2 separate regions of the Homo sapiens genome follow, and region 1 is linked to region 2. A link is an interaction called in ENCODE POLR2A ChIA-PET data of the cell type or tissue named here. Cell type or tissue: Panc1. All regions are shown on one strand. Links, peaks and the distances in the headings refer to the core of each region. The heading gives the core; the rest is flanking DNA. Region 1 overlaps SDK1 (sidekick cell adhesion molecule 1). Region 2 has its middle 310 kb from the start of FOXK1.

What was found. Peaks named below come from ENCODE experiments on the same cell type or tissue, not always from the same donor. Only the 100,000 strongest peaks of a DNase experiment are listed, where the experiment ranks them.
Region 1: POLR2A ChIA-PET joins it to region 2 with 10 read pairs; 2 of 35 experiments call an interaction of 5 or more read pairs at or near these places.

What each region holds. Positions count from the first base shown.
Region 1 is chr7:3,601,434-3,618,397 of GRCh38, reverse strand. The region is part of intron 1 of SDK1 (sidekick cell adhesion molecule 1); the gene reads right to left. Among named protein-coding and RNA genes, the nearest start is that of SDK1-AS1, 260 kb to the right of the region's middle. In Panc1, for the core only: no CTCF peak of the experiment used is centred there; no DNase peak of the experiment used is centred there; H3K27ac peaks cover 5,474 bases.
Region 2 is chr7:4,360,380-4,377,343 of GRCh38, reverse strand. No RefSeq gene overlaps it. Among named protein-coding and RNA genes, the nearest start is that of FOXK1, 310 kb to the left of the region's middle. In Panc1, for the core only: no CTCF peak of the experiment used is centred there; no DNase peak of the experiment used is centred there.

The sequences.
Region 1 (16,964 bases), core at 2,929-10,928, 760 kb after region 2:
TATTCAAAAGTTCATAAAAGTTCACAGCCAGATAAAACTAATCTATGGTGTCAGAGGTTAAGGATAAGGGTTACCTCTGAGGGATGGGATAGCGACGGGGGTGAAGGTAATGGGATGGCTTATGAAAAGCAGGTCAAAATTTATTTCCTGATGTGGTTACAAAGGTACATTTACTTTGTGAAAATGGAGAGAATACTAGATATGATTTGTCAATGTTTTGTAGATCTGTTTCAATAACATTTTTTAATATGGATGCAGCACACTTGGCTTCTAGCTGTAGCATCACTAATTAGCTACCTGATCCTCATCAGGACTTACAGGTTTTTGTTTCTTTATCAGCAAAATAAACAGGATTATATGACTCGTCATTTTTCTACAAAAGTCCCCAAGATCCACCTGCATAATCAGCTTTCTAACTTTCATTCAGGCCTCCTCCCCTCTCTGCTCACACCGAGCACTCCAGGCACACTTCACTTCTTGCACATTTAAACCCAAGCCAAGCTCTTTCCTAGAGTTACGGTCTGAATGTCCCCTCCAAAACTCATGATGAAATGTGATGGCCATTCTAACAGTAATAAGAGGCAGGACCTTGAGGATATGATTAGGTCATGCAGGCTCTACCTTCAGGAATGGATTAATGCTGATACTGTGGGAGGGAGTTAGTTATCAAGGGAGAGGGGTCCTAATAAAAAGGGTAAGTTGGGCCCCCATCCTCTGTCTCATGCACTCCCTTGACCTTCTGACTTCCATGACAGGATGATATAGCACAAAGGGCCTCCCCAGATGAACTGCCATGTTGTTGAACTGTCCAGCCTCTAGAACCAAGAGTCAAATATACTTCCATCATTTTTGAATCACCCAGTCTGTTACAGCAGCAGAAAACGGAGTGAGACACCTACTGTGGGGCCTTCCCACTTGGTCTTTCCTCTACCTAGGATGCTCTGTGCATGCTCATCTTTGCTCATCCTTCAGGTTAACTAAAGCTCCTCCTGCACAATATGCTCTAACAAGTCATTATGTTTATTCCATTTACAATAGTTATCAGATACTGAAATTAAAGTGTTTGTAGGTTACTCTACAGTACATTAGTCTTGATCACTTCTGAATTCCTAGCACCTAGAACAATGCCAGGAACTAAGGGGATAGCTAATAAATATCTGTTGAATGAATAAATATAATAACACTAATATCAGCAATAGCTAGTATTTATTATTTACTTTGTGCTGGAAACCATTCTAAATGCCTTATATATATATTAACCTATTTCTCACAAAAGCCCTATAACATAGATGTCATCATTATACCCATTTTAAGAATGAATAAACAGAAGCATGGAGAAGTTAAATAACTTGCTCAATGCTACCCAGTCAGTAGGCAGTGAAGTCATGATTTAAATCCAGATAATCTAGCTCCAGAATCTACCAATTCTATATATTTTGACTCCAAATGTCACATATTTCCTTAATACGGAAAATTTCTTTTCAAGAAGTCATACTCAACTTTAAATTTTTGGTAATTTATTTGTGACATTACTAAGCTGTTCTTATAAACTACTGTACATTTAATAAACATCAAGTAGCACATTAGAAATGTTAACACTGAAACTAGTTGCACATTAAACTATAGTGTATAAACTGAATATATAGAATTTAAATATAAATACATAGGTTATTTTGTCATTTTGTTGATCACTATATTCCATCATAATTGGTATATTAGTAATACAATATTACCAACCTCTCACAAGTATTTATTCATTTATTCATTCAAATAAATAAATATTAAATTGCATCTATGAGTACGGCAAGAACTTACAGTAGGAGATTTAACCTAGTCGATGAGATGAAATGCAGGAGCTGAGAACAAAAGTGTTGGCAGCACTCCAAACCGTTAAGCAGGCCCTCTGGTGGGAGCAAACATGGCGAGTACCCTTGGGCAGTACGAAAGAGTGAACAGCAAGACTTTCTGCAGGTGCAAAGAGAGTGACTGGAAGTGGGATGAGCAGGGCCAGGTTGTGCAGGGCCTTGCAGGCAGGGCCACACGTGTTCTGGTTCCCACCTCATCGTTGCGTGACTGTCCATGCTGCCCACCTCACATTCAAGTGTCCGAGTATTAACAACGTGTGTGATCACCCTATTTATAACCTTGTAAAAAGTACTGTCAATATGATAATGATGATGATGATGATGATTAGCTCTTACTACAAAAGGACAGCCAGTTGTGGTGGCTTATGCCTATAATCCCAACACTTTGGGAGGCTGAGGCGGAAGGATTGCTTGAGCTCGAGTGCAAGACCAGCTTGGACAACACAGTGAGACCCCATCTCCACAAAAAGTTTTTTAAAAAATTAGCCAGTGTGGTGATATACACCTGCAGTCCCAGCTACTAAGGAAGCTGAGGTGGAGGGATTACTTGACCCAAGGAAGTCAAGGCTGCAGTGAGCCGTGATTGTGCCACTGCACTCCAGCCTGGCAGTGTGGGTGACAGACCAAGACCCTGTCTCAGAAAAAAAAAAAAAGACAGCAAAAAGCCTTTGAAGAGGTTGTGTGATTGTGTTGTTAAAAGAACATTCTGGCTGTAATGTGAGAAGGAAAAAAAGAGGGCGTGGAATAGTGGGAGGACACCAGTCCAGAGGCCACTGCAGTGATCCGCTTTAAAGCAATAGTTAGGTGGGAAAAAGATTCAGTGATAGATTGGTTATGGATGTGAGGGAGAGGGAGATGTCAAGAAGGATTCTTATGTCTCTGACTTGTACAACTTTCTGTTCAATAAACATGCACTGATGCTATGTACCAGCCTCTGTAATCAGCATTGAGAATACAAAGTGTAAGACACAGTCGCTGTCCCTTAAGCGCTTATAATCTAGGTCTGATGCAGGAATGTAAGCAGTAAAGTGTTAGATGCTGTGACAGCACATGTAACTCAAAGTCAGGAGTTGTCGAGCCTTGTCCTGTTCCAAGAGTTCTGCCTGCTTCTGCTGCAACTGACATGCGTTAAGCTGTATATCAACTGCATTCTTAAATTTGAATGTAGCCATGTGTCCAATTTCCTTTTTCCTATGTACTTCAGCAAAAATCATCTCCTCTTATTACCCAAACAGTCTAATAAAGCTGAACTGCAATGGAGGTAGCTTTGATCCTGTGGGATTTACTGAGCTACAGGCTTTATTAATGTCTGGCCATTTGCACTCTGTTTAACAACAGAAAAAGAAATGCCACTTCATATGGTTCCAGTGTCCTACACGAATGAGTCATAGAAAACATACATCTTTTCGAAAGGGAAAAGCTTCGAGATAGAAACTCAAAAATCTGAATTTGGTTTTGCTATTGATAGAGCATCATCATTTTAATATAGTATACAACGGATTTGAATTAAAATGATACTACAACTCAATTTTTCATGGACTTTATAGTTAAACAAACATGCCTATACCATGTACAAATTATAAGGCTGGATACTGTGAGCTGGTAGGAAAAAAAAAGCTCATTTTAAAGAATGGTTTCATATAGCTGGCAAGCAAATATCTCGAGATCCAAATGGCCGTAAAATTATGGTTAGCACAGACACTAACATTCATTATAAGGAGAAGGGAAGGGAAAATATGTCAACACCCTGGAATTTTAAGCGTTCAAATTAAAATCATAACGACACGTATTTTGACATAGATTAGCCAAGGTGGGGAATAGCACTTCTCTGAGCCCAGCACTATTTACCATTGAAATACATACAGTAGGTAAACAAGTTAAAAGAGGGCATTAAGGTAACAAAACACAAAACTTTGGGGACAGAAAGGGAGAAAGAAGGATCAGTATTCAAGTCTGCACAGATGCCCTGCAAAAGCATTTGATCTTTACATACTTTAAATGGGAAAGAGAACATCCTGAAATGATTCATAAAGAAAATGATTGAGTTGCCTCTAAGGTAAAGTTATAAAACTCTGACCTGGGGAAAAGCCAATGGCCCACATATTAATCTTTGAAGGGTGTGTGTGTATTTCAAATAATAATAGACATTCCCTTCCTCAGGAAAATGAGCAGACGTTAGGAATACTTCTGTATTCTAACAACGAACATTAGAAGACCCTAGAATAAATTACTAAGGAAAAGTGAAATTTCCATTTTCATATAGAAAGTGTTCTATTCTTAAAATAGAACATAAATCATTTATGAAAGAGAGAGTCTCATCTGTGTGGATAATATAGGTTTAAGGTCTGCCCAAAGGACAGGAATAGACTTAACATTGTCTCAAGACAACATCATAATTTTTAACTTTTAAGTTCAGGTTCAGCAGGATGTGCAGGTTTGTTACATAGGTAAACTTGTGCTATGGGGGTTTGTTGTACAGATTATTTCATCACCCAGGTATTAAGCCTAGTATCCATTGTTACTCTTCCTGATCCTCTCCCCGCTCTCATCCTCCACGCTCCAACAGGACTCAATGTGTGTTGTTCCCCTCTCTGTGTCCATGTGTTCTCATCATTTACCTCCCACTTATAGGAGGAGAACATGTGGTATTTGGTTTTCTGTTCCTGTGTTAGTTTGCTAATGATGGCCTCCAGCTCCATCCATCTCCCTGCAAAGGACATGATCTGCATAGTTTTTATGGCTGCGTAGTATTCCATGGTGTATATGTACCACATTTTCTTTATCCAGTCTATCATTGATGGGTATTTGGGTTGATTCCATGTCATTGCTATTGGGAACATATGTGTCTTTGTGTCTCTATAATAGAACGATTTATATTCCTCTGGGTGTATACCCAGTGATGTAATTGCTGGGTCAAACGGTATTTCTGTCTTTAGGTCTTTGAGGAATCACCACACTGTCTTCCACAATGGCTGAACTAATTTACACTCCCACCATTAGAGAAATGCAAATCAAAACCAAAATAAGCTACCAGTTAGAATGCCTGTAACTCAAAAGCCAAAAAATAAGAGGTGCTGGAGAGGTTGTGGAGAAAAAGGAAGGCTTACACAACATCATAATTTTATGTGAAGATGACACTTCCCTAAGTAAACATTTAAGGTTTTCAGATCCAATGTAAATGTATTTAATGTTACCTCTCCAATGTGAGAATAATCTTCTGCTCATCTAGAAAGGGACCATGACCCATCTATCTGCAGAGGAAAAATCATTCACATGGGCAGCAGCTGGAGCCTACTACCTCATCCTGCGTCCCCCGGCTTCCCTAACATCAAGAAAGGGGGTCTTGCGATGGATTTTCATTGCTGTTCCACAACAGCTAAAATTAAGTCGTATCATCTGAAACCCTTCAACGGCAGAATGAATAGGAATCAACTATGAGGTATCAAGCAAGTTGAACTGCAAGTTCTTCTTTTGACTCTGCCCAAGAGAGCTTCCACTAGGATAATCATCACCTATTTGATAATTTGCCCTTTTCTCCTGCATTTTAAAGAGATAATGAATAAAGAAATAATCAACCTCCACTTAGCAGAAGAATCAACTGTACCACAAACAAGGGGGGTGGGGGGTAGTCTGTGAAGCCCACAAAGTCCACGTGTCCCGGTGAAGTGACGATGAGCTGTATTAAGCCATCATAATCAGCACCGTCAATCAGGTGCGAGTCCAGCCGGGAGGACCAGAATGCCAGTGTGAATGGAGTAATCAGCCAGGGCAGGTTATTACTGAACTCCGCTTTTGCCACAGCTGAATTTCCCAGGGCGACTAATCTTTCAGTTTAAACCACTAATCTTCCTTTCAAAACTTCTTTTATATCAAATTCAAACATTTTCATGCCCCAAGCTTATGAATTTACCATGAGCGAAAAGTTTTATTTTTCAAATTCCAGGGAGAAACAAAAGCACAGGGCAGAATGTATCATTTGTGAACAACTATTCTGAGAAATGTGGGTAGAAGATCCTTTTCTGGTAAGTGTAGTCATTCAAATTTCAGCTGCTGGCAGTTCATTATGTATACCTATTGAAGCCAGGAATTTAATCTCACAGTGCAATGTGCTTTCTTCATAATAGTAATATCAATCTTTTTAAGGACAACAATTATGATTTTCAAATGTACTTCTGGGGTGAGGTTTAAATAGATAACTAGATATGTGCCACTCTAGTTAAATATGCAAATATAGACAGGTCCACATTATGATGCTGTAAGAGGATCCTATGATAGGATTTTTAATTTTTTTATTTCCATAGGTGTTTGGGGAATAGGTGGTGTTTGGTTACACGAGTAAGTTCTTTAGTGGTGATTTGTGAGATTTTGGTACACTCATCACCTGAGCAGTGTACACTGTACCCAATGTGTAGTCGTATCCCTCACCCCCGTCCCACCCTTTCCCACAAGTCCCCAAAGTCCATTGTATCATTCTTAGGCATCCTCACAGCTTAGCTCCCACTTAGGAGTGAGAAGATACAATGTTTGGTTTTCCATTCCCCAGTTACTTCACTTAGAATAATGGTCTCCAGTTCCAGCCAGGTAGCTGTGAATGCCATTATTTCACTCCTTTTCAGAGCTGAATAGTATTCCATGGTCGTACTAATTTACATTCTCACCACCAGTGTAAAAGTGTTCCCTTTTCACCCCATCACCACAATCATCTATTATTTTTTGATTTTTTCATTATGGCCATTTTTGCCGGAGTAAGGAGGCATAGCATTGTGGTTTCGATTTGCATTTTCCTGATCAATAGCCATAATTTTTCAAAAATCAAAAAATAATAGATGTTGGCAGGGACGTGGTGAAAAGGGAACACTTTTACACTGCTGCTAGGAATGTAAACTAGCACGACCACTATGGAAAACAGTGTGAAGATTCCCTAAAGAACTGAAAGTAGAACTACCCTTTCATCTAGCAATCCCACTCCTGGGTATCTACCCAGAGGAAAAGAAGGCATTACACGAAAAAGAGACCTATGATTGTTTTAGGACAAAGTCCTCTATCTGCTAAGCTGAGAAAAGGCAGTGAGGACAGGGCAGTTCAGGCTGCCCTTTTTGTCACCACCCAAGTAAGTCGTTTGGTTATTAAATGTGAACTAGAGGCGGCGGTGCAAGAGGAGGAAGAGCAGGAGGAGAAAGGAGAAAAAGGACATAAACGAATGGTACATACTAATTCCCAAACTATGTAATTCTCCCTCCAGTGAAAAGAGTTGGCTCTATTATCACAGCAAATTCCCAGGCTTTGTTTCTTTAGCTTATCATAAATATTTCTAAATACTTCCCAGTGGTAGACTTTCAAATATACTTAGATGTACCATCATCTTCTGTCAATCTAAAAAATAAATAAATAAATTACCCACCCAACTTCTCTGTATTTTACCTTATCTCTCTCTACTACTGCCTTGTAAAATAAATGTCAGACATTTCAGGATGAAAGGCAGCTACAATTGAAAGAATATATCTCTTATTTCAAACAAAAAAACTAACACAAGTCAAAGATTGTGCTGCGTATTCCTTGATCTCACCACAAAGTCATCATTTTGTACTCAAAAATCTGACTAACAAGTGTGGGATTTTCTCCAAGTAATTTGTCCCTGGTGTCCTCTCCATATTTGAGTCAGTCCATGTGAAAACAGAGAAAGCAGGAGGGTCCCTGAGATTTCCATTAAACAGCACTGTGAATAGTTTGCCTATGCAGTCAGCCAGTGGGGAAGTCAAACTGATTCTCTGTTTTCTCTGAAATCAATGCAAATTAACACCATATTTAAGGGAACTCTGGGGGTAAACCTACCCTTCCAATATTTTCCCCTAAGAAACCATTCAAGCTTCCAGTGAGATTAATCCACAATTGAAGCTGATGGTAGAAACATATATGGCTATATTTATGTACTAGTTTTATCTTGCACTGTGCTAATCTATTTCAGTATATAAATTAATAAGACACAGTGGGATAAATACAATTCCCGTTTCTCCAAACTGAAATAAGCTTCCAGCTCTCCAATATTTTACTTCAAAGTAGAAGTATACTGAACTGTCATTTCTATGGTTTGTAGTGAAAAAGTATGACCAACCAAAATAAGAGTAAGGTTATCAGAAATAACCAACATTATTCTTGAATATGGCACAATATTTCTTTCAAAGATTCTTTCGAATAATCTTAAGAAATCAACCCTGATTAAATAAAAAACTGAAAGGTCCAAGAAAAGAATCTCAAATATGATTTACCTTCTCCTGCTTATCTGTTTGCTGGTGAGTTTACGGCAAATATGTACTGCCATAAAAACTGAGATGTAACAGATATCCACATGGTGAAGGTTTAATTTTATATCAAGAAATTACATGAGAAAATAACTTGAAAGGACATCTAAGTCCAACCAAAGCTTATTGATTTTAGCAAAGTTACAAACCATGGAGGTTTCTCAAGAAGTAATAATATGTGATTTGAGTTTAGAGCAAGTACTTTGGAGCCCTGGGTTCAAATCCCAGCTCTATGCCAGGTATGATGGCTCCTGCCTATGATCCCAGCACTTTGGGAGGCTGAGGTGGGCGGATCACCTGAGGTCAGGAGTTTGAGACCAGTCTGGCCAACACGGCAAGACCCCATCTCTACTAAAAACACAAAAATTAGCTGGGCATGATGGTGTGTGCGTGTGGTCCCAGCTACCTGTGAGTCTGAGGCAGGAGAATCGCTTGAACCCAGGAGGCAAAGGTTGCAGTGAGCCAAGATCGTGCCACTGCACTCTAGCCTGGGTAAGGGAGTGAGACTCTGTCTTGGGTGGCGGGGGGTGGGGAGGCTGGGCACCGTAGCTTACGCCTATAATCCCAGCACTTTGGGAGGCTGAGGTGGACAGATCATAAGATCAGGAAATCGAGACCATCCTGGCAAACACAGTGAAACCCCATCTCTACTGAAAATACAAAAAATTAGCCGGGTATGGTGGCACGTGCCTGTAATCCCAGCTACTTGGGAGGCTGAGGCAGGAGAATCGTTTGAAACCGGGAAGCAGAGATTGCAGTGAGCAGAGATCACACCACTGCGCTCCAGCCTGGGCAACAGAGTGAGACTCTGTCTCAAAAAAAGAAAAAGAAAAAGAAAAATCCCAGCTCTCCCCTGACTAGCTCTGTGATCTTGGACAATCTACTTAACCCCTATGTCTGGGTTTCTCAATCAACAAAGCAATAGCACCAACTTCTTCAAGAGCAGCAGTTCTCAAAGTTTTTGGTCTCAGGATCCCTTTGCAACATACAAAAAAATTAAGGACACCTAAATTCTTGTTTATGTGACTTATTTCTTTCTGTATTTATCATATTAGAGAGTAAACCTGTGAACTTTAAAAAGTTATTAATTCCTTAAAAAATCAAAGTCATTACATTATTAATACAAAAGACATTTATGAAAAATAACTATATTATCCAAAAGAAAACTAAAAATTCTTAAGAGTGGCACTGTTTAACCCTTTTTCAAATTTTTCCAGTGTCTAGCTTAATAAAGGACAACTAGATTCTCACACCTGCTTCTGCATTTAGTCTCTTGTAATATGTTGTTTCAGTTGAAGGATATTAATAACATACAGCCTCCCAGATACATGGCTGGAAAGGAGGGGAGTATTTTAATTGCCTTTTCAAACAGCTGTGAATATTTTTGTTAATACTTTAGTAAAACTAAACAAGTGTCAGTTTCATAAAGGTTAGTTGCAACGCGGACTCTGAAACCGCATAAATGACACTTTGGTGCTTTGTTACATTAACATCTTTCAGACTGTCCTGTACTTGGAATGGATCTTATCCATACACATGTCTTTCCTGGTTCGCTGAGTGATGCAGACCTTCCAAACGTTGACACGTTTCATTATACAATGTAAAAAATATCACAAATTAACACAGCTACCTATCTCATCAGACACCTCCTTAAATAATGCGAAAGTGTCAAGCTCATGGTGGGCATATTCAAGGTTTCCAAAATGCTAATTTTTACTTATGAGCTCAATTTTTATCTTTAGCCACAAATACTGTCAGTTGTTTTCATTGATGCAACAAGCTTATTTTCTTCATTTTCAAGAAAATCCTGCAAAATACCCAAGTCTAAATTACCATAGTTTTTCTGTCAGTCACTACTTCAAGTAAAAATGGGGTGCCATGCAAAAAAGCAGCCAGTTCAACTCCCAGCTCGGACAACCTCCCAAATCCTTTGCCTTGAGACAACCGGCACATTTTGGCGTACAGCAGAAGAGTTTATATGTAATTCACATTTCGACACAGAATATTTTAATAATTTTATTTGAGTCAAAGCTTAATAGAATTAATAATTTTTACTACTTTAAGGCTATTTTTGAGAGAGCTAGATTTTGGTTTTTACTCATAGGTGTGTGGCACGGATGAGTAACACACCAGCTGGTGTAGTTTGGCACCACTGCCTCGGGATACGCGCTCAGGTGCCAGAAGTTTTCTCACGACTGCTTTTAAATCGTTGCCAAAAGCTCAACAAGGGGACAAAGTACAAAGGTCTATTCTGATGAAATGATTTTGGCCTTGTGGCCGCCCCCTGCAAAGGGGCTCAGGGTCTGCCACAGGTTCTTGAACCACACTTTGGGAACTGCTGCTCTAGACTTGTCTCAAGGATTAAATTACCCAATGTGTGCAGAATGCTTACGCCAGCACCTGCTAGAAAAGCACAATCTACGTGTTAGTTCCTATTAAAACATGTTGTCACAGAATGAAATTGCATCTTCCTACAGAATGCTGGATCTTGAACTTCATCCACAACACATTTACTTTTGGCTTTCTAAATAACACACATAAATCAGGCCACCGTCTTAAATGTCACTAACTATTAAGCCAAAGAAGTTGTTCAATTTAAAGAAAAGAAAGCATTCATACTTTCAATTACTTCAGAATTCTAGAGAAGTCTAGATATTGGTTTGATTATTTGCTCTGTCATTCAACAAATATTTCTTAAATACCTAGTAAACGTCTATGAAATGGGAACACAAATGAGAATTTTGAAAAAGGAACACAGAATAGGATCACACCTTCATGGAGCTTATCTTCTAGTTTAGGGAGATAAACAGGAAACAAAGAAAATATATAGTATAGTCGGTTTTACTAACGCACATATTTCTTTTATTCAAATTACTTCATATGTGGTTGAGAGATAGGAACTGATATTTGTATAACACAGAAGTTGTAGTGATTTATGTATGATTTCCCCCTGGAATATTAAGGATCTAAGGTGCTTATGAACAAGCTTTATCACTGAACCCAAAGGTGAGCCTTAAAATAAAAGGAAATGATCAGCAGCAGCAGCACAACAAATTACAATTTTAAAAACTAAAAAAAAAAAGGGCCTTCCTTTGTGTAGTGCAGGTAGTGACTAGTGGCCAGTTTAGGGGCTTCACAAACCACTTCACTTTCTATGACATTACACTATTGAGAGAAGTTGAAGGTGCATCTTGGAAGCCCTTTCTCTTTTTATCAAAACAGCAAATCAATGAAGAAAGTTACTAGTAGTATTATTTCTTTATTAGTGTCCTGATTGCAAAATTCCATAGATTTTTGAAGGTTTGTACATAACACTTTTTTCAGTGTTGTACATAACTTTTTTCATAAGTTGTGTTATTTTGGTTTATGATTTCACAGATTTTTTTTTTCAGGAAGACACATACAGAATAATAACAGAAACACCTTTATATAATGTAATGATAATGCTATAGAAAAAATAAAAGGAAGAAGAGGAAAAAAGAAATCTGGGGAAGAAGTGGCAATTTTCAACAAGGAAGATTGTTTTAAAAAGGCCTCGTTGAGAACGGGGTATCTGAGTAAGAAAGGGAAGCAGCTGATGAAGAGAGTCATGCACTCAGGTTTCCTGACAGCAGGAAAAGCAAGTACAAAGTCGCTGATGTGGGAGTCAGTCCACTGTGTTCTAAGACCAGCAGTGACACCAGGGTGGATGAAGTGCAGTGAGTGCGGGGGATGACAGATGAGGGTAAAAAGTAAGAGGAAGAAGTCTTATGGGACCCTGGACTTATAAGGGACAATGGAAGCCAATGGGGAAATTTTAGCAAAAGTTTGATAAGTTCTGACTTCACTACCTCACTCCGCACTCAACCCTGATGCAACTGGGCTACAAGTGCTGAAGCCGGGAGACCACTCAGGAGGCCATCTTGTTAATCCAGATGAGAAAGGACGGTCATTTGGTAAACTGGTTGCAGTAAAGGTGGCAATGGTTGATCAGACCTGGGGCCTAAGGGTGAAGCATAAGAGAAAAAGAAGAATCAATGATGATACCAAAATTTCTGGCCAGAAAAACCAGAAAGATGTAGTTGTCATTTCCCGAAATGGGAACTCATGATGGAAGGAGCTGGCTCAGAGGAAAAGAACAAGAGCTCAGTGTTGAACTTAGGATGTTTGAAATACCCACTAGACATCCACACAGAGCTGTTAAATTAGCAGTTAGATTCATGAAGTGTATGTTATTTTCACAAAAATGCAAAATTAACACCTTAGAAATTAATATCTTTCAAAAGTAACATCTGGAATTAGATAATTGGATCATTCCAAATCATAAATTTTATCTTAAAAAATCATCAATTAAAAAAAAAACTTTTGTCAAAGACATGAAACATACAAATTAAATGAACCAAAACAACTTAATTTGATCAGAAGTTAAAATTTAAATGTCCTAGACTATTTCAAAAACAAACCTAAAAATAGAAATCACCTTATCTAAAATAAAGATTTGCAAAAGCTCTGAAATAATTTTACTCTGAAACATTTTAATTCTCATTTTCTTACCAAGTATACCCAGTTGGTATCCCAAATCTAATTATGTAATCAGACATAGTGAAAATTACTCTGGAAAAAAAAAGGAAAATTAAATAGTAGGTGACATTTCTATTATTCAAGAGAGAAAAATGTACTGCCTAAATATATAATGGAATCAATAATTTAGGTGCATCATTTTAAACCATCAAGCTGTTCTTTAGCTTCCTTCCCAATAAGAAGGAAAAGTCAACATTATTAGTAAACAGGAAGGTCTTACATGCCTGAGCAATGAAGTAGATGAGACTCAGCAGTTCACTGACGACTGTGGGCATTTTTTCCTTGAGAATATTTTTCCTTAAGTGAAACATTATTTCTTCAAACCATAAAACAATCTAATAAGCACTGAGCTACGTATGCTTTCTCCTTACAGATAGAATTATACAGTAAAAACTTCCTGACAGCCTAAAATTCCACAATATATCCCTTTGGATTATTTAACTGTTCTTTCAAATGCCAAAACCACAAGGTGGAAAACAATTACATTATACAGTAGACATCACACCTAGTGTGTGTGTGTGTGTGTGTTTCTTGTTTTTTTTTTCCTCAAGTGCTATAGAGCATTAATCAAGATAGAAAACATCCTAGACTAGTAAACAAACCTAAAAAAAATTAAAAGAACTAAATTTATACAGAGTGTATCCTCTGGCCATAGTATTAACAGAATAAAACTAGAAAACAAAAACCAAAAGACAACAGGAATATCTCCAAAGACCTGGAAACTGAATGACAGAATTTTTAAAAATAAACAAGTCAGAGAAAAAATGTTTGGGGCTGGACACCGTGGCTCATGCCTGTAATCCTAGCACTTTGGGAGGCCGAGGTGGGCAGATCACCAGAAGTTGGGAGTTCAAGACCAGCCTGACCAACATGGAGAAACCCTGTCTCACCTAAAAATACAAAATTAGCCTGCCGTAGTGACACATGCCTGTAATCCCAGCTACTCTGGAGGCTGAGGCAGCAGAATCACTTGAACCCAGGAGGTAGAGGTTGCAGTGAGCCAAGATCACACCATTGCACTCCAGCCTGGGCAACAAGAGCAAAACTCTGTCTCAAAAAAAAAAAAAAAAAGAAAAGAAAAGAAAAAGAAAAAGTCTGGAATTAAATAAAAAATAAATAAAACAATGAAAATATACAAAACAATGAAAATACAGCATATCAAAATATGTGTGAGATGCAGCTAAAGAAGTGTTGAGAGGAAAATGTATAGCACTAAAATGCTTACATTAGAAAGAGGGAAAGCCTGAAGTCAATAACCCACCTTCCTACCTCAAAAGAAGGAAAGTGAAAATAAATTTAAGGAAGAAAATAATAAAGGTAAGAGCAGAATCAGTAAAAAGGGACAGAGAAAAGTAATACAAGGACCAGATGGATTCACAGCCGAATTCTACCAGAGGTACAAAGAGGAGCTGGTACCAATCCTTCTGAAACTATTCCAATCAATAGAAAAAGAAGGAATCCTCTCTAACTCATTTTATGAGGCCAACATCATCCTGATACCAAAGCCTGGCAGAGACACAACCAAAAAAGAGAATTTTAGACCAATAGCCTTGATGAACATCGATGCAAAAATCCTCAATAAAATACTGGCAAACCGAAATCCAGCAGCACATCAAAAAGCTTATCCACCATGATCAAGTGGGCTTCATCCCTGGGATGCAAGGCTGGTTCAACATACGCAAATCAATAAAGGTAATCCAGCATATAAACAGAACCAAAGACAAAAACCACATGATTATCTCAATAGATGCAGAAAAGGCCTTTGACAAAATTCAACAACCATTCATGTTAAAACTCTCAATAAATTAGGTATTGATGGGACGTATCTCAAAATAATAAGAGCTATCTATGGCAAACCCACAGCCAATATCATACTGAATGCGCAAAAACTAGAAGCATTCCCTTTAAAAACGGGCACAAGACAGGGATGCCCTCTCTCAGCACTCCTATTCAACATAGTGTTGGAAGTTCTGGCCAGGGCAATCAGGCAGGAGAAGGAAACAAAGGGTATTCAATTATGAAAAAAGGAAGTCAAATTGTCCCTGTTTGCAGACGACATGATTGTATATCTAGAAAACCCCATCGTCTCAGCCCAAAATCTCCTCAAGCTGATAAGCAACTTCAGCAAAGTCTCAGGATACAAAATCAATGTACAAAAATCACAAGCATTCTTATACACCAATAACAGACAAACAGAGAGCCAAATCATGAGTGAACTCCCATTCACAATTCCTTCAAAGAGAATAAAATACCTAGGAATCCACCTTACAAGGGATATGAAGGACCTCTTCAAGGAGAACTACAAACCACTGCTCAAGGAAATAAAAGAGGATACAAACAAATGGAAGAACATTCCATGCTCATGGGTAGGAAGAATCAATATCGTGAAAATGGCCATACTGCCCAAGGTAATTTACAGATTCAATGCCATCCCCATCAAGCTACCAATGACTTTCTTCACAGAATTGGAAAAAACTACTTTAAAGTTCATCTGGAACCAAAAAAGAGCCCGCATCGCCAAGTCAATCCTAAGCCAAAAGAACAAAGCTGGAGGCATCACGCTACCTGACTTCAAACTATACTACAAGGCTACAGTAACCAAAACAGCATGGCACTGGTACCAAAACAGAGATATAGATCAATGGAACAGAACAGAGCCCTCAGAAATAATGCTGCATGTATATCTACAACTATCTGATCTTTGACAAACCTGAGAAAAACAAGCAATGGGGAAAGGATTCCCTATTTAATAAATGGTGCTGGGAAAACTGGCTAGCCATATGTAGAAAGCTGAAACTGGATTCCCTTCCTTACACCTTATACAAAAATTAATTCAAGATGGATTAAAGACTTAAATGTTAGACCTAAAACTATAAAAACCCTAGAAGAAAACCTAGGCAATACCATTGAGGACATAGGCACAGGCAAGGACTTCATGTCTAAAACACCAAAAGCAATGGCAACAAAAGCCAAAATTGACAAATGGGATCTAATTAAACTAAAGAGCTTCTGCACAGCAAAAGAAACTAACATCAGAGTGAACAGGGAACCTACACAATGGGAGAAAATTTTTGCAACCTACTCATCTAACAAAGGGCTAATATCCAGAATCTACAATGAACTCAAACAAATTTACAAGAAAAAAACAAACAACCCCATCAAAAAGTGGGCGAAGCATATGAACAGACACGTCTCAAAAGAAGACATTTATGCAGCCAAAAGACATGAAAAAATGCTCCTCATCACTGGCCATCAGATAAATGCAAATCAAAACCACTATGAGATACCATCTCACACCAGTTAGAATAGCAATCATTAAAAAGTCAGGAAACAACAGGTGCTGGAGAGGATGTGGAGAAATAGGAACACTTTTACACTGTTGGTGGGACTGTAAACTAGTTCAACCATTGTGGAAGTCAGTGTGGCGATTCCTCAGGGATCTAGAACTAGAAATACCATTTGACCCAGCCATCCCATTACTGGGTATATACCCAAAGGATTATAAATCATTGTGCTATAAAGACACATGCACACGTATGTTTATTGTAGCACTATTCACAACAGCAAAGACTTGGAACCAACCTAAATGTCCAACAACGATAGACTGGATTAAGAAAATGTGGCACATATACTCCATGGAATACTATGCAGCCATAAAAAAGGATGAGTTCATGTCCTTTGTAGAGACATGGATGAAACTGGAAACCATCATTCTCAGCAAAATATCACAAGGACAAAAAACCAAACACCCCATGTTCTCATTCATAGGTGGGAATTGAACAATGATAACACATGGACACAGGAAGGGGAACATCACACACTGGGGACTGTTGTGGGGTGGGGGAAGGGGGGAGGGATAGCATTAGGAGATATACCTAATGCTAAATGACGAGTTAATGGGTGCAGCACACCAACATGGCACATGTATACATATGTAACAAACCTGCACGTTGTGCACATGTACCCTAAAACTTAAAGTATAATAATAAAATAAAATTTAAATAAATAAATAAATTGATAAGAAAGCTGGATCTTTGAGAAAAAAACTGATAAACCTCTAGCAAGACTAAAATAAATAAAAAGAGAGAAGACACAAATCATCAACACCAACAATGGTATCACTGCAGATATTGAAGTCATTAAAAAAAGAATACTATGAACAACTTTAAGCTCACAAATTTAACAGCTTAGAAGATAGAAACCCATTCCTAGAAAACTACAAACTACTAAAATTCAGCCA
Region 2 (16,964 bases), core at 5,552-13,551:
TAGGTCACTTTTGAGATTGGGCTATAAAAGACACTGCTGATTCTATCTTATTTTGCCTTTCTCTCAGATCAGTCCTTCTGGGGAAAGCCAGGTGCTGTGCCATAAATAGCTCTTTTATTATTATTATTTTTTGAGACAGGGTCTCACTCTGTCACCCAGGCTAGGGTGCAGTGGTGTAATCATAGCTCACTGCAGCCTCGAACTCCTGGGCTCAAGCCATCCTCCTTCTTCAACCTCCCAAGTAGCTTGGTCTACAGGTGCATGCCACCCTGCTGGGCTTGGGAAGGAACAACAGTCACAGGTGTGGGCTTGGAAGCCAATCTTCAATGCAGTTAAATCTTCAGATGATCTTAGACCTCACCAACTAGTTGACTGCAACTCACGAGAGACCCCACGCCAGAAAATCCAGCTAAACTGCTCCCAGATTCACGATCCATAGAAACTGTGTGAGACAATAAATGCTTGAAGATGCTAGGTTTTGGAAGGTTTTGGGATAGTCTGTTGCACGGCAAAGGACATCGAGTACATCATCCCTCCCAGTTTCTGTTGGGTAACCTTGTGTACATTGCTTCCCGCGTTTCATCTATAAAATGGGGTCTATAGCAGTCACTGCTCACTCCATCCCTTTGTGACTGGACACCAAGAAAGGGTTCTTGGATCTCATGCAAGTAAGAATTTGAGACAAATCCATAAAGTGAAAGCAAGTTTATTAAGAAAGTAAAGAAATGAAAGAATGTCCACTCCATAGACAGAGCAGTGTGGCTGCTGCTTGCCCATTTTTATGGTATTTCTTGATTATATGCTAAACAAGGGGTGGATTATTGGTGAGGTTTCCAGAAAAGGAGCGGGCTATTCCTGGAACTGAGGGTTCCTCCCCTTTTTAGACCATATAGGGTAACTTCTTGACGTTGCCATGGCATTTGTAAACTGTCATGGGGCTGGTGGGAGTGTCTTTTAACGTGCTAATTGTATTAGTCTGTTTTCACGCTGCTCATAAAGACATACCCAAGACTCGGCAATTTACTAAAGAAAGAGGTTTAATGGACTTAGAGTTCTACACGGTTGTGGAGGCCTCACAATCATGGTGGAAGGCAAGGAGGAACAAGTCATGTCTTACATGGATGGCAGCAGGCAAACAGAGAGCTTGTTCAGAAAAATACCCATTTTTAAAACCATTGGATCTCCTGAGATTTATTCACTGTCACAAGAACAGCATGGGGAAGACCCACCCCCATAATTCAATAATATCCCATGGGGTCTCTCCCACCATAGGTGGGAATTATGGGAGCTACAAGATGAGATTTGGGTGGGGACACTGAGCCAAACCATGTCACTAATGCATTATAATAAGCAGTGAGGGTGACCACTGCCATCTTGGTTTTGGTGGGTTTTGGTCAGCTTCTTTACTGCATTCTGTTTTTTCTTCTTTTTCTTGAGATGGAGTCTCACTCTGTTGCCAGGCTGGAGTGCAGTGGCATGATCTCGGCTCACTGCAAACTCTGCCTCCCAGATTCAAGTGATTCTCCTGCTTCAGCCTCCCGAATAGCTGGGACAACAGGCACGCACCACCATGCTCAGCTAATTTTTGTAATTTTAGTAGAGACAGGGTTTCACCACGTTGGTCAGGATGGTCTTGATCTCTTGACCTCATTATCCACCCAGCTCGGCTTCCCAAAGTGCTGAGATTACAGGGGTGAGCCAATGCACCCAGCCTGCATTCTGTTTAATCAGCAAGGTTTTTGTAACCTGTACCTTGTGTTGACCTTCTATCTCATCCTGTGACTAAGAATTCCTACCCTCCTGGGAATGCAGCCCAGTAGGTCTCAGCCTTATTTTACCCAGACCCTATTTAAGGTGAAGTCTCTCTGATTCATATGACTCTGACACCTGGGCCCCTCCCAGAGTTCACCTGCAGGTGGTTCTTAGACACCTGCAGCTTCCTGTGCCTCTGCCTGAGTTCATTCTCTGGTCTATAGGAACATCCTTAGCCTATGCACACAGGCCAGACTAGAAGCACCAAGGAGAGAACGGCCCAAAAGACACCTCCAATCAATGCAGAAAGGGAGCTGATGGAGAAATATCCCCCGCTCTCTCGCTCCTTATGGGGAAGGAAATTCTGACTGTTCCACACAGTGTTTCATAGAGTTTTCAGTAGGATTAAGCCCTGGTTGTCCATCACGGTGGCCTTTATGCAATCACACCTTTTATTCATTTCCTCCCTTTCTCATCTCAGTTCATTTCCTTGCTGGGAACACTCACAAATAAAATGCTTGCACCCAAATCCTGTCTCAATATTTGCTTTAGGGACAACTCAAGACAGGTATAATAATAACTGCCTTTCTGGATTGTTGTCCTGATAAATTGAGGAGACTTGCCATGAGGGCTCAGAGGCAAAAGTGCTAAGACTCTGAAAAATCTTACTTAGGAGTGCTCCATGCAAAGCAGGGCTTGGTTATGGATTATTTAATCAAATGCAATGTTTCTTTTTCTTTTTTTTTTTTGCTCAAATTATATCATGTGCTTTATATTTCTTTCATTTGAAAGAAGCACTATATGGATGGAGAATATTTTAATCTTAGTAACAAGTTGATATATTCATAGAATGAGCTCAAGAAACAATTTCCAAGATGTCCAGAATTAAATCCTTTCTTTATTTGGTGGTCTCTCTTCTGAAGAAACAACCTGTACATTAATGGTTTTAGAGAAAGCTTTGCAAACTCCATTAGATAGTTAGGAAAACATCTGGACACCCAGGCTACCCGGTGATGAAGAGGATGACCTTGAGGAGGAAGGAAACAATACAATTAACAAGCTGAAAGTCAGTGCAATGCTTCCCCTCCAGACTGAACGGGGATCAAGTTACAGATGATTCTCCTAATTCGCTATAACCATGTTCTATGAAGTCACTGCAGACACTGAATTGGTGAATACCGAGCCGTCGCTCCTGGGGGACATATAAAGTTAGGATCCTGTGAGTCTTTGGTTACATTTTTGTGAACCAATCAACACATTACTTTTTTTTCTTTTATTTGTTTGGAGACTCACTTTGTCACCCAGGCTGGAGTGCAGTGGTGCGATCTCAACTCACTGCAGCCTCGACTTCCTGGGCTCAAGCAATCGTCCTGCCTTAGACCCCCAAGTAGTTGGGACTGCAGGTGCACCACCATGCCTGGACAATTTTTGTATTTTTAGTAGAAAGATGTTACCCAGGCTGGTCTCAAACTCCTGAACTGAAGTCATCTGCTCACCTCAGCCTCCCAAAGTGCTGGGATTACAGGAGTGAATCACCATTCCGGGCCTCAATGTATTACTTTTTTGTATGTGTTTCTGTTTAAAGACACCTTATTTTGTATATATTTTTAATGCATATTAAGCTCATGTCCAATGGGACTACCACTCCTGCCTGAGGGAGCTTCTCTAACACACCTATTTTCTCCATATGGCACGTCACAGCCTGTTGTCCTTACAAACACCAGACAGCCCTCAACACTATGCTTTGGGTCATTTTAAACAGCAAAATCGACAGCAAAATCCACAACAGAAAGCACAGAAACGTGAAAAGCAGAACACTAACTAGATCATGGAAAAGACACTGTTTACAGTAGAAGAGCTGGGACAGAAGGTGGGGCATCACCTTGTTCAACCTCAGTGAGGAATGTGCATGCTGGGAGATTGTTACGGGCTTAATTCTGCCCCACTCAAATTCCTATGTTGAAGCCCTAATGCCCCCACCCTGTCCCAGTACCTCAGATTGTGACTGTATTTGGAGACAGGGCTTTTAAAGAGGTGACTAAGTTCAAATGAGTCTGTGGGAGTGGACCCTAATCTAATCTGACCGGTGTCTTCATAAAAAGAAGAGATGGCCTGGGCAACCCCATCTCTACAAAGATTCCAAAAGCTAGCTGGGCCTGGTGGTGCACACCTGTAGTCCAAGCTACCCGAGAGACAGGCGGGAGGATTAATTGAGGCCTGGAATTCAAGACCAGCCTGAGCAACATAGCGAGACTCTGTCTTTACAAAAAACAAAAAAAGAAGAAGAAAGAGTAGTCAGGTACATCTTTTTTATATATTTATGCAGGAAAAACAAGACCTCTGCCAGAAGCTTACAGTAGGATTTGCTTGCCTCTCTTTGGCAAGAACTGTGCTCCAGGGCAAATCCTAGCTGCAAGGGAGTTGGGGAAATGGAGGATTTTTCAGCATCTGGAGTGGAGGCAGAGGTGGAGTGGCTCAGGAACATCTGTTGAGTTAACTCACAGGCAAAGTGTGCCAGAGCTTGATTCTCAGGTCAGCCAAGATGATCATGAGATGTTCCAGGCCTCCTTTCTACACTGCAGCTATCCCAGCGTGGTGCAAGAAAGCAGGGAATTCACAGATTGTTTTCTCCCCCTGGAAATTGGGTTTAGCTCATTTTGAGTTGCTTTTGCATTACCTAAAATGACAAGGCAGGCCACTCCATCACTTCTGCTCAGAAAAGCACCTTCTGGGTTCATGGCCTGTGCTTCTCTTTTCAAGACCTCCTGGAGCATGCAAGGGTCTCCCTCATGCTCCCTGCCTCCTGGGACCAGACACTCTTTCAGAATCTTCAAAATGCTCTCCTGCCCACCCCTTCCTGAGAACAGGAGGTCCTCCCAACCTTTCCTTTCACCTGATTCTGTAGAAGAAAGAATGTTCTAAGTTTAAGGATTGTTCCAGAGCAGTCTTGGCATCATTTTTATGGACCAGGCTTTAAGATTAAATCAGCATTTCCAACCTAGTTTCCATAAACCCACAGGTGTTCAAACATATGTCCTGGGGTTACTGAAATGGCTAAAAATGATTATAGCTCATATTTCCATTTCAGTTTAAAAAAAAAAGCCTGTATCAAGCTTGTTATTTACATGTTTTTATTACTTAAATTAGAACCATTTCAAAGCCTCCACGTGTATACTGGGTGAGCCCTCCACTGGCGGGTGGAGTATGGGTGGCTGTGGCCATCTCTTCCCCATGCATTTTCTCACTTATTGACTGACTCAGGCCACCAAGGCATGCATTTGCCCATTATGCAGGTTTAAATTGTCTTTAATTGTCTGCTTTTAAATGTCCATCTACTTTAGCGATTGCTTTAATGCAGGTATAGAATAGACTATGTTCAAAGATGAAAAGCATATGAAACTTTGAATTTTAAATATAAGTTAAATAATGGAGAATAAAAAGAGATAAGGATTTTTCAACTTTGTCTCCAGACGATTCTCGGCAGCCCTTGACTAGATCCCTAAATTATAGTCATTGTATAGAAAATGGCTTGCCGACATTTCTTTATATTTTAAAATTTAGTGTTACAAGAAGGAAGGACATTGAGAGAATCATCTAATTTGACTTTCCATCCTTTCAAATGCAGGCTTTATTCCCACTGTCTCTGCCATGTGCTATTTGGGAAGATTTGCAACCAAACAGTAACTTGAAATCTTCCCTCATCTTTTCACTTAAAGATAAAACACAATACTTATTTTTAAAAAATTAACCAGTTGATCGTGCACTGCTGATGGAAATGTAAAATGGTGCAGCCACTATGAGCTTAATAACCCTGAACTGTGCACTTAACAATAGTTACAATGGTAAATTCTGTGATTACATTTTACCACAATATAGAAAAATGTTCCCAATCTGGAACTCTCAATATTTTATTTAAAAAACTTTGCAGCCGGTAAAAAAAAAAAAAAAGTCAATGGATTGATTTGAAATTCGAGATTCAAGCATTTCAAACATCAAGACAATTTTTGTCCATCCTTAGAATATAACGGAGAGGTGAATTTCAATTCTATCTCAATATTCTTTTTTTTTAGTTTTAATTTGTTTGTCCATGAATCAAGCTTTTCATACAGAGTTAATGCAAAAACCCCAGCATTTTAGGTATATCTCATGAAATAAATATCTATATAATGCATTATGTCACATATGATTTCAAAGCGACACTGACTTAAAGTGATGCATTTTAACTGAAAAGTCCTGCTTTATCATGCACCGATGGGCGGGATTATCTGCGCAATGTCGCTGAGACCAAAAACTGCATGTCCGAGAGGACCCTGCCCCATAAGCTTCTGGTTAGCGTTTCTGGAAAGAGGAGTTCACAGGGGATTTGGAAGAGGAAAGAGCAACCACTATTCCCTGAGCATCCTAGTCTGGTGAAGGGAAGGATGGACCTAACGTGCTTGTGGGTCCAGCTGTCCCCGCCGACCCCCACTCCACCTGGGGGTGCACAGGCCTTCAGCTCCATTGACGGCCGGCACCTCCCACTGACTCCACATGCAGACCCTTGGCTGTGGGTCTAGAGGCACAGCGACCACTAGGGCTGCAGCTCCACAGTCCTCTCCATGGCCTGCTGCACTCCAGCTTGGGCTTGGCTTCCCAAATTTCCCTGCAGGAGCCAACTTGCCCATGCCGCCCGTGCTGCCCAGTGACCCCAGGAGAAAATAACAGGCTCAGAGAGAAGATGTGAAGTGAATCCAGGCATGGAGACAGGTCAACCAAGCCCAGGCTCCATCAGCCACACTCCAGCCAACCAGCAGAGGTGAACCCCAGAAACATGCCTGTCATTGTCTGCCAGTGGGCTTGGAGATGACTTGTTACGCAGCATAATTGCAGCACTCGCTGACGAATACACGTCTATCGTGTGCTCAAACAAGGGGTGCAAAGGTGAAAAAGTTTCATAAAAGAAGTTTCCGTTGTCTAAACAGCTCATAGTTGATTCAAGAGACAGATATGCAAATAAATGAAAAATACTGAGATAAGCGTTAGAAATGTATGAGCCCAGGGCAGTGGCAACTCCAAGGTGGAGTGGTGTGGTCTGCTCCTCCTGGGAGCCAGAAACCCCTCCTAAGGGGGGCTGCTCAGTGAATTTTCTCCAACCCCCTCAGCTCTGCCTTCCAACCTTCATTTCCCCAGGCTACCCACAACCTAACATCTACAATAAATCCCTTAGCCCATAATACTCATAGCAGTTTTGCTTCCCTAGTTGAACACTGACAGATATACCAAGAAAAAAATTGCAATATGGTTAAAATTCCTAAGATGGGTCCTACGATTACATATTACTGTGAAGGGGGCTTATGAATTCGGATACATTGGAAAACCCTCAGGTCAATGAAGACCTAAATGCAATTTCATTTCTATTTCACTGTATGATTTTTTTTCCCTCTCAAAAAAAAGCTTGCAAACCCCCAAATCCCACAAATTCAAATTTGGAGGAAACTAGGGCTGCCGTATCTGTATTTTATTCTCAGGACCTATCATAGAGGCTTCCCAAAGACTGTGAAGTTTGCTAATGTTTACTTCCCTAGCCTTTTGTGTGCCTCTTCCCATGGTTTCAGAAAAACCTGTCCTGGTCCAATCCTTAAAGCAATGGAGACTTTTGGATTCTGGGTAAAATCTGGCCAATTTTAGAATCCTAGCCTGTAGGCGATCACTTACATTTCCCTTAGGATTTAAATCAGAAGTTTCCCACTGCTGGCCAGGAGGTAGGTAGGTTTGGACTATCAAGACCTTGAATTTGACATATGAGTTATATTTCTGGTTTATTTGTCTTAAAATTGAAGGAGGGCTGGGCGTGGTGGCTCATGCCTATAATCCCAGCACTTTGGGAGGGAGAGGCAGGATGATCACTTGAGTCTAGGAGTTTGGAAAGAGCTTGGGCAACATAGTGAGAGCCCATCTCTAGAAAAAATTTTTTAAAATTTGCCAGGCATGGTGGTGTGTGTCTGTAGTCTCAGCCACTCGGGAGGCTGAGATGGGAGGATTGCTTGAGCCCAGGAGGTTGAGGCAACAGTGAGCGGTGATCATGCCATTGCACTCCAGCCTGGGCAACAGAGCAAGACCTTGTCTCAACAATCAACCAATCAATCAAAAAAATAAAAAATTGAATTAGCTGACAACTTTTTTATTTTTTTGAGATGGAGTCTTCTTCTGTTGCACAGTCTGGAGTGGAGTGGTGCGATCTCGGCTCACTGCAACTTCCACCACCCGGGTTCAAGCGATTCTCCTGCCTCAGCCTCCCTAGTAGCTGAGATTACAGTTGCCTGCCACCAGGCCTGGTTAATTTTTATATTCTTTTTAGTAGAGATGGGGTTTCATCATGTCGACTATGCTGGTCTCGAACTCCTAGCCTCAAGTGATCTGCCAGCCTTGGCCTTCCAAAGTGCTGGGATTACAGGTGTGAGCCACTGTGCCCGGCCTGTCAGTCAACTTTTTTACACATGGAATGATTTCTTATTAAAATCTTGATTCTGACCTCACCAAAAACAATCAGAAGATGCAACATGATTGGGTCCCGAAACCTACTCACCAAAAGGTGAACAGGGCTGAGCAACAGCAGTTAGCCCCAGTCCCCACCACCCCCTATTGTCTTAACCTCAGCCCGCTGCCTGTGTTTATGCTGCCTGCCTGGCTGCTGAGGGCCTTGGAGTTTACTGCGCAGGCCCTTCCCAGGCAATGGTGCCAGACACTGTGAACTGCAAGCCGTTCTGCTCAGACAGCACACAGTCTTGCCGCCTGAGCCCAGGAGCACTTCACATGCTTTCTGCTGTGGTGGATGAGACTTTTTGCACAGAGTACAGAACTTGAAGTTTCATCAGCTGAAAGTTTTTCATTTTCTTCTATCTCAGAGATCTCAGCCCACTTGCAAGCTTTTTATCCTTCTGACGGCTCCCCCCAGCTCCAAGTCTTTGTTGACGTTCAGATCCTGTCAGCCTAGATGATATTATCTGCTTCCTTCATCCTTGTTCTATCTCAGGCATAGCCTAAAAATCAAGTCTCTTCTGACGGTCCTGGCATTTTCTAAGGTTGTGATTTTATATATTACACTGCTTTCAGGTTGAATTTTTCTTTCACTACTTCAAAGTCCCTCTTTAATCATTTTTCAGGTTTTCTCCATCAGGTTTTTGCGTGGGAATTTTGGAGGGTTGCTGCCGTGGTTGTACTAAGGTGCAGGGTGATGCAAGCCCCCAATTTGGGCTCCATTTCTCAGTTGACCTCCCCCTGACACCCTGTGCTCCAGCCAGACTGAATGACCAGAAGATTCTGAACGTTGCACACACGTTTTTCCTTTGCTTATAGTCCCCACACCTCTGTAGCTGCCTGGTGAACTGCTATTCATTCTCAGTTCAAGACATCCTTCCCAGGAGGGGTTTCTGGCTCCCAGGAGGAGCAGACCATACCCCTTCACCTTGGAGTCGCCACTGCCCTGGGCTCATACATTTCTAACACTTATCTCAGTGTTTTTCACTTATTTGCATATCTGTCTCTTGAATCAACTATGAGCTCTTTAGACAATGGAAACTTCTTTTATCAAACTTTTTCACCTTTGCACCCCTTGTTGAGCACATGATAGACGTGTATTCGTCAGCAAGTGCTGCAATTATGCTGCGTAACAAGTCATCTCCAAACCCACTGGCAGACAATGACAGGCATGTTTCTGGGGTTCACCTCTGCTGGTTGGCTGGAGTGTGACTGATCGAGCCTGGGTTTGGTTGAGCCTGTCTCCAGGCCTGGGTTCCATTCACCTCTTCCCTCTGTGCCTGTTATTCTTCTGGGGTCAGCTAGATACCTCAGGCGTGTTCTTCTCATGGTGGTGGCCTAAGTGTGAGAGCACAAGCCCAACTGGATGAAGATACATTACATCTTGGCGTCTCACCTGCTAACATCCCATTAGCCAAAGCATGACATATGGCTAAGCTCAAAGTCAAATGGTGGAGAAATACCTTGCCCTTTGTGAAGCCATGACCAGGGTGTGGACATGCAAGATGACCACAAGGGAGTGAAGAATTCACACCAATCATTCAGTCTTCCCCAAGGTGCTGAAACATTTGTGCAATCAACAGATAGGAAATAGTTGAGAGACTCGGGAAAATTCCTCATTCACTGCATAAAAATTAACAACTGCAAATTTACATTCGTGTGAGACCAAGTTTTGGGAGGCTGCTCCAGTGTGTCCCCCAGACTCACACCCCCGACCCCCAGAAGCACTGGCTTCACTGACACCAGCCTCCCCTGGGGTTGAGTAGTTGCATCGTGGGGTGATAGAACACGGCGCCATCTGGGTAAACCACACTCCAGTCCCCATTGCTGTTTTCTCTAGCAACGCTTCACTCACACATCAAAAACGAGCAAGAGGCTGAAACCATATTAAAGTCTTTTAATTTGTCTTTATTTATTACAGGTGGGGTCTTGCTATGTTGTCCAGACTGAACTCAAACTCCTGAGCCCGAGCAGTTCTCCTTCCTTAGCCTCTCAGACAGCTGGGAGTACAAGTGCGCACCACAGCAGTGGACTTCCATATTAAATTTTTGTAAGGGGCTGGGCTCGGTGGCTCACACCTATAATCCCAGCATTCTGGGAGGAGTCAGAGGCAGGGATATTGCTTCAACTCAAGAGCTCAAGTCCAGCCTGGGCAGTATACCAAGACTCCATCTCTAAAAAAAAAAATTATCTGGGCATAGTGGTGCACACCTATAGTCCCAGCTACATGGGAGGCTGAGGCAGGAGGATAACTTGAGCCCAGAAGTTTAAGGCTGCAGCGAGCTATGATTGCAGCACTGAACTCCAGCCTGGGTGACAGAGGTTAAAAAAAAAAAAAAAAAAAGAGGGAAAAATTTATTGTAGGCCATCTTATTTTATTAGTCCATGACTGTGATATGAGTTTTGGGGTATATGTGGGAATTATCAACAAAGCATAGGAAAGAATAGCTCCTCTGACTCATTTTTGTTCCATTAGTAATATTTGTTCTTTTGATTATTTGTGAGATTCTATTAAAAGAAACCAAGGAAGAACAGCCCTTACTACGATCCTGCCTGTCAATGTTTATTTCAGCGATATTTACGCCATGAAATTTGTTTATAAGATTTTTTTCTTTGTCAAGTTGTTGTGGCATTTCCCTCCATAATTTATAGAGAGGCAGAGGTTGGGAGGAATATGCATAAATATTTATTTGCTGAACAGTTAATTCTTACTGTTAAAAAATGATCTGGGAAATTTGAGGGGAATAAATTTTCATTACGTAGCAGGAAATGTTGAATGATTGAGTCAGCATTTTAGAATGCCTGCCTGTGAAATAAAGGTAGGTCCATAAACAGTGAGGGGCTGTTTGGATTTGCCTAGATAGGGACATTTGCCCAGCGTGGGAGAACAGAGGGGGGTTAGAAGATAGCAAAAAGGCATTCTGGCCGGTCGCGGCAGCTCACACCTGTAATCCCAGCACTTTGGGAGGCCGAGGCGGGCAGATCACCTGAGGTCAGGAGTTTGAGACCACCCTGGTCAACATGGTGAAACCCCATCTCTACTAAAAATACAACATTAGCTGGGTGTGGTGGCACACGCCTGTCATCCCAGCTACTCAGGAGGCTGAGACAGGACAATCGCTTGAACCTGGGAGGCAGAGGATGCAGTGAGCCAAGGTCGTGCTACTGTACTCCAGCCTGGGTGAGACACAGCGAGATTCTGTCTCAAAATAAAAAAAATAAAAATAAAAAAGTAAATAAAAAGCATTCTGAGTAAAGTCATGATTGTGAGCTGCAAAACACTGACCCCTGTCACTTGGAACTAGAGTTGAAAAATTACATGTGGGCAATCGTATTGCTAATTACCATTGACAAGGTGTCTTCTTAGTCGGTGTAGCTTATGTGCGTGACATATGGCCAAGCTCAAGGTCTCAGAGGGCCATACCCCAGTGCATGTGTAAAGAGACGAGGTTTGGCTGAGAAATGTCTCATTACCATCATTTTCTATAAAAACCACATGAATTATTTTAGGGCACTATGTCTCACCACCCCGGTACAGAGACAACGATAGGGTTTATAAAACACATTCTCTTGGCCAGGCGTGGTGGCTCACGCCTGTAATTCCAGCACTTTGGGAGGCCGAGGCGGGCGGATCACCTGAGGTCGGGAGTTTGAGACCAGCCTGACCAACAGGCAGAAACCCCATCTCTACTAAAAATACAAAATTAGTCGGGCATGGGGGCACATACCTGTAATCCCAGCTACTCAGGAGGCTGAGGCAGGAGAATTGCTTGAACCCAGGAGGCAGAGGTTGCAGAATCACTTGAATCCAAGATCACGCCATTGCACTCCAGCCTGGGCAACAAGAGCAAAACTCTGTCTTTAAAAAAAAAAAAAAAAAAAAAAAAATCCTAGACTCAATAGAAAGGAATGTCTGGGTTAAGATAAGGAGCTGTGGAGACCATGGTTTTATCCCGCAGATGAAGTCTCCAGGTAACAGGCTCCAGAGAAAATGGATTGTATATGTTCCCATCAGACTCTAAGAGTCTGTTCTACCAGCCTTAAGGTTTCTGTGTTGAAGTTAATACTGGTCAGCTATGCCTGAATTCCAGTGGGAGGAGGGTATAATGGGGCACATCTGACTCCAGTTTTCCATCATGATCTGAACTAGTTTTTCCGGTTAACTTTGGAACACCCTTGGCCAAGAGAAGGGATCCATTCAAATGGTTGGGAATTTTACTTGGCTTAGAATTGCATTTTTTGTTTGCAATGCATAACCATCAACTGAAGTTCATAGTTTACATTATGGTTCACTCTTGGTGCTGTGCACTGTATGGGTTTTGACAAATGTGTAACGACATGAATCCGCCATTATGGTGTCATACAGAGCAGTTTCACTGCCCTGAAAACCCCCTGTGCTCCACCTCTTCATTCCTCCCTCCCCTCAACCCCTGGCTGAGTATGCGATGAGTATACTGAATATACGATGCTAACTCATCAGCATTTGCAACGTCTGGCTCCTTTCTGGCCCCCATGCCTTTGAGGTCAGCGTGGCCAGGCAACTGCTTTTGGCCAATGAGATGAAGCAGAAATGAACGGCATTGCTTGCAGGTGGAAGCATTTCAATCCCTGTAGGAGAGCCTCCCGGATGCTCTCGCCCTGCCAAGGTGTGATTACAGCAGCACATTTTAGATATTTTATTTAATATTTGCACAATAAAATACGTAATATCTGCACAATGAAAGGCAACATTTGCATAATAAAATAGGTGATATTTGCATAATTAAACAGGCAATATCTGCATAATAAAATAGGTATTATCTTCATAATAAAATAGGTAATAGCTGCATTTATAAAATAGGTAATATCTACATAATAAAATAGGTAATATCTGCATTAATAAAACAGGTACTATCTACATAATAAAATATAATATCTGCATAATGAAATATTTAATATATGCATAATAAAGTAGATAATATCAGCATTCATAAAATAGGTAACATCTACATAATAAAATATGTAAAATCTGCATAATAAAAGGTCTAATATTTACATAGTAAAATAGGCTATATCTGCATAATAAAATAGGTAATATCTGCATATTAAACTAATATTTGCATAATGAAATATGTGATATCTGCATAATAAAATATGTAATGTCTGCATAAAAAATAGCAAATATCTGCATAATAAATATGTAGCATCTGCATAATAAAATAGCTAGTATCTGCATAACATTAGATACTATGCAAAGATAAGCCATTACCTGGAAGGAGACTGCCCAGAGAGTTACTGAGCCGCACGGGGGACTTGGGGCAAGCAAGAAACAAACCCTCACTATGTTAAGCCACTGAAGTCTTGCGGTCCTTTATTACTGCAGCATAACCTCACCTAATCCTGGGAGTGTGTGTGGAGGTCACAAATGTTCTCAGAGTGGCCTTTTGCAATGATTATCTTGGTCCAGACTAGAAAGAAAAATGCTGCTGTTCTTAGTGGTAAGTGATCAACTGCATTCTACAAAGTGGGACAGCTTCTAAATGTAGCTGATAAGCCATACACGAAAATGACAACCATTTCAGCAAAGCTGAATACCTTCATATTTCAAAATGCTCCACCACAGACAATAAGTTTTGATGACCACATGATTTCCTTTATTTTGGGACCTCAACACATGAACTGCATTATGAACTGTATTATGAAAGAAACCACTGACACTTTTTTACCTCGCTTATTTATTCAACAAATATTTATTGAGCGCCAACTCTGCATCTAGCACTCTTCTGAGTGATATATCAGGGAATGAAGGAAGTAAAAATTCCTGTTGGCCTAGAGTTTACATTCTAGGGAGACACAGGCAGTAAACGACAAACACAGTACATAAATAATGGGCACAGCATGATAGAAGGCAATAAGTTAAAAAAAAAGTAATAGTAAAAAAAAAAAAGCAGAGTAAGGAAGATGAGGAAGGCTGGGGATGTGTTGCTATTTTGAATAAATGGTCTGGAGAGAACTTATTGAGAAAGTGACATTTGGGCAAAAAATTGAAGGAGGAGGAGAGAGGGCACGTCATATAAATATCAGAGAAAGTATGTTCTACAGAGATCAGATCACCTGTGCAAAGGCCCTGAGGTGGGGACAAGCCTGGGGTCTTATAGGAACAGCAAGGAGATCAGTGTGGCTGGATGGAATGAGAAAGTGGGTGACAGAGTGGAGGGGGAGAGAGAAGATGTGTCTGACGTGCCGTGCAGGTGACATAGAGACAGAAGAAATTGAGAGACAAATAAATACAGAGCCAATTTCTCAAAGAAAAATTGAGAGCCAAGAAGAGACATGATCTGTTTCTTTTCTTTTTGGGCCTCACTCTGTTACCCAGGCTGAAGTGCAATGAGGCAATCATGGCTCACTGCAGCCTCCAAATCCGTGGCTCAGGCGATCCTCCCAGCTAGGCTTCCCGAGTAGCTACATGGCTAATTTTGAAATTTTTTTTATAAAGACAGAGCCTCACTATGTTGCCCAGGCTGAGCTCAAAGTCCTGGCATCAAGTAATCCTCCTGCCTTGGCCTTCCAAAGCATTGGGATTACAGGCATGAGCCATGCACCCGGCCTGACAAATGTTTTAACAGGATTGCTTTCCCTGCTGTATGGAGAGAAGTTGCAGAGACCATAGAAGGAACAGGGAGACCCCTTAGAAGACGCCACAGTCTTCTGGCACCCAAAGCAGAGGGGGTGAATGAGGCTGCCTAGATTCCAGGTTCATGGTTTCCAGGAGGAGGCAAGCAGATCTTGCTGTAGTTTGACTGTGACATGTGAGAGATAGAGGAGAGTGAAGAATGTCTCCAAGGTTTTAGCCTGAGCAGGGGGATGGACAGAGACATCAGCTCAGTTGGGAAGACCCTGAGAGCGATAGCCTCGGGAGGCAGACAAGGAGCTCAGTGCTGGTCATGCCAGGCATGAGATGGCTTGAGCCGTTGTGTTCATGTCCTGGGACTGCCAGAACAAACAACTGTAGATGGGGTGGCTCAAAACAACACAGTTTGTTCTCTCACAGTCCTGGGAGCCAGAGGTCTGGAATCTAGTGGGACCGTGCTTCCCCTGGAGGAGGCAGGGAGAATTTATTCTTGCCTTTTCCAGCTAGTGGTATTCCTGGTGGCGAGGATGCATCACTGCAAACACAGCCACCATGGTTCCATCACTGTGTGTGTGTCTCTCTCTCTCTTTTTTCTTGACGGAGTCTCACTCTGTTGCCAGGCTGGAGTGCAGTGGCACGATCTCAGCTCACTGCAAGCTCTGCCTCCTGGGTTCAAGTGATTCTCCTGCCTCCTGAGTAGCTGGGATTACAGGCGCACTACCATGCCCAGCTAAATTTTGTATTTTTAGTAGAGATGGGCTTTCACCATGTTGGCCAGAATGGTCTCGATCTCTTGACCTCGTGATCCACCAGCCTTGGCCTCCTAAAGTGCTGGGATTACAGGTGTGAGCCACTTGTGTGTCTCTTACAAGGACTCACAGCTGGATTTAAGGCCTACCCGGATAATTCAGGATCTCCTTATTGCAAAATCCTTCCAATCACATCTGCGAGGACCCTTTTCCCAAATAGTCACCTTCATAGCTGGCCAGGATTCGGATGTGGGTATATTTTTTTGGGGGTGGGGCACTCTCAGCCCATTGCAAGTCTTCAGTGGCTTAAGGAAGAGGTCTCCAACCCCCAGGTCATGGACCAGTACTGGTCCATTAGGAACTGGATCACGCAGGAGGTGAGTGGCTGGCAAGTGAGCAAAGCTTCATCTGTATTTACAGCCACCCCCCATCACTTGCATTACTGCCTGAGCTCTGCCTCCTGTCAGATCAGCCGCAGCATTTGACTCTCATAGGAGTGTGAACCTTATTGTGAACTGCCCATGGGAGGGGTCTAGGTCATCTGCTTCTTAGGAAAATCTAATGCCTGATGATCTGTCACTGTCTCCCATTATCCCCAGATGGGAGCATCTAGTTGCAGGAAAACAAGCTTGGGGCTTCCACTGATTCTACATTACGGTAGAATCTACATCTATTATTACTGCAATGTAATAATAATAGAAATAAAGTGCACAATAAATGGAATGTGCATGAATCATCCCGAAACCATCCCCTTGCCCCTGTCTGTGGAAAATTGTCTTCCATGAAACCAGTCCCTGGTGCCAAAAAGGTTGGGGACTGTTGCTGGTTGAAGATCAGTCTCTCAATGGGTGTGTACCCACATCAGACCAAATCTGTTTCTTCAACTTTTTTGTAACCAAGTTGAGACTTGTTGTTAGTTGCCATGGTTATGGTCAAGTAACCTGAGCACTCCCAGATGAACCAAGTGTGCAAGCATAGGGGAAACCTAAGTGCTCGACTGAGGGGTGGGGACTGAATTAAGAAGCCGACACCTCATGGCAGAATCCAGGATCCAATCAGATCAAGCTCTGGGGTCACCCCATGACAGTGTCCAGTCAGATCATGCCTCCTGACATCACCTTATTGCAGGATCCAATCAGATCACACCTCATTACGCTATGCTTATAAAACCCGACTCAGCTGGGGATGCTCTGGGGAACTCTCCTCTGTGCTCTCCTGAACTTGTTGCAAGTAATAAAATCCCCCTTGTTAAATCCTCCCTGTTTGTGGTCATTGAGTTGGTACCCACCAAGAGACGGAGCCTACCCATTGTGAGGTTAACAGGTGGTCTCACTGGG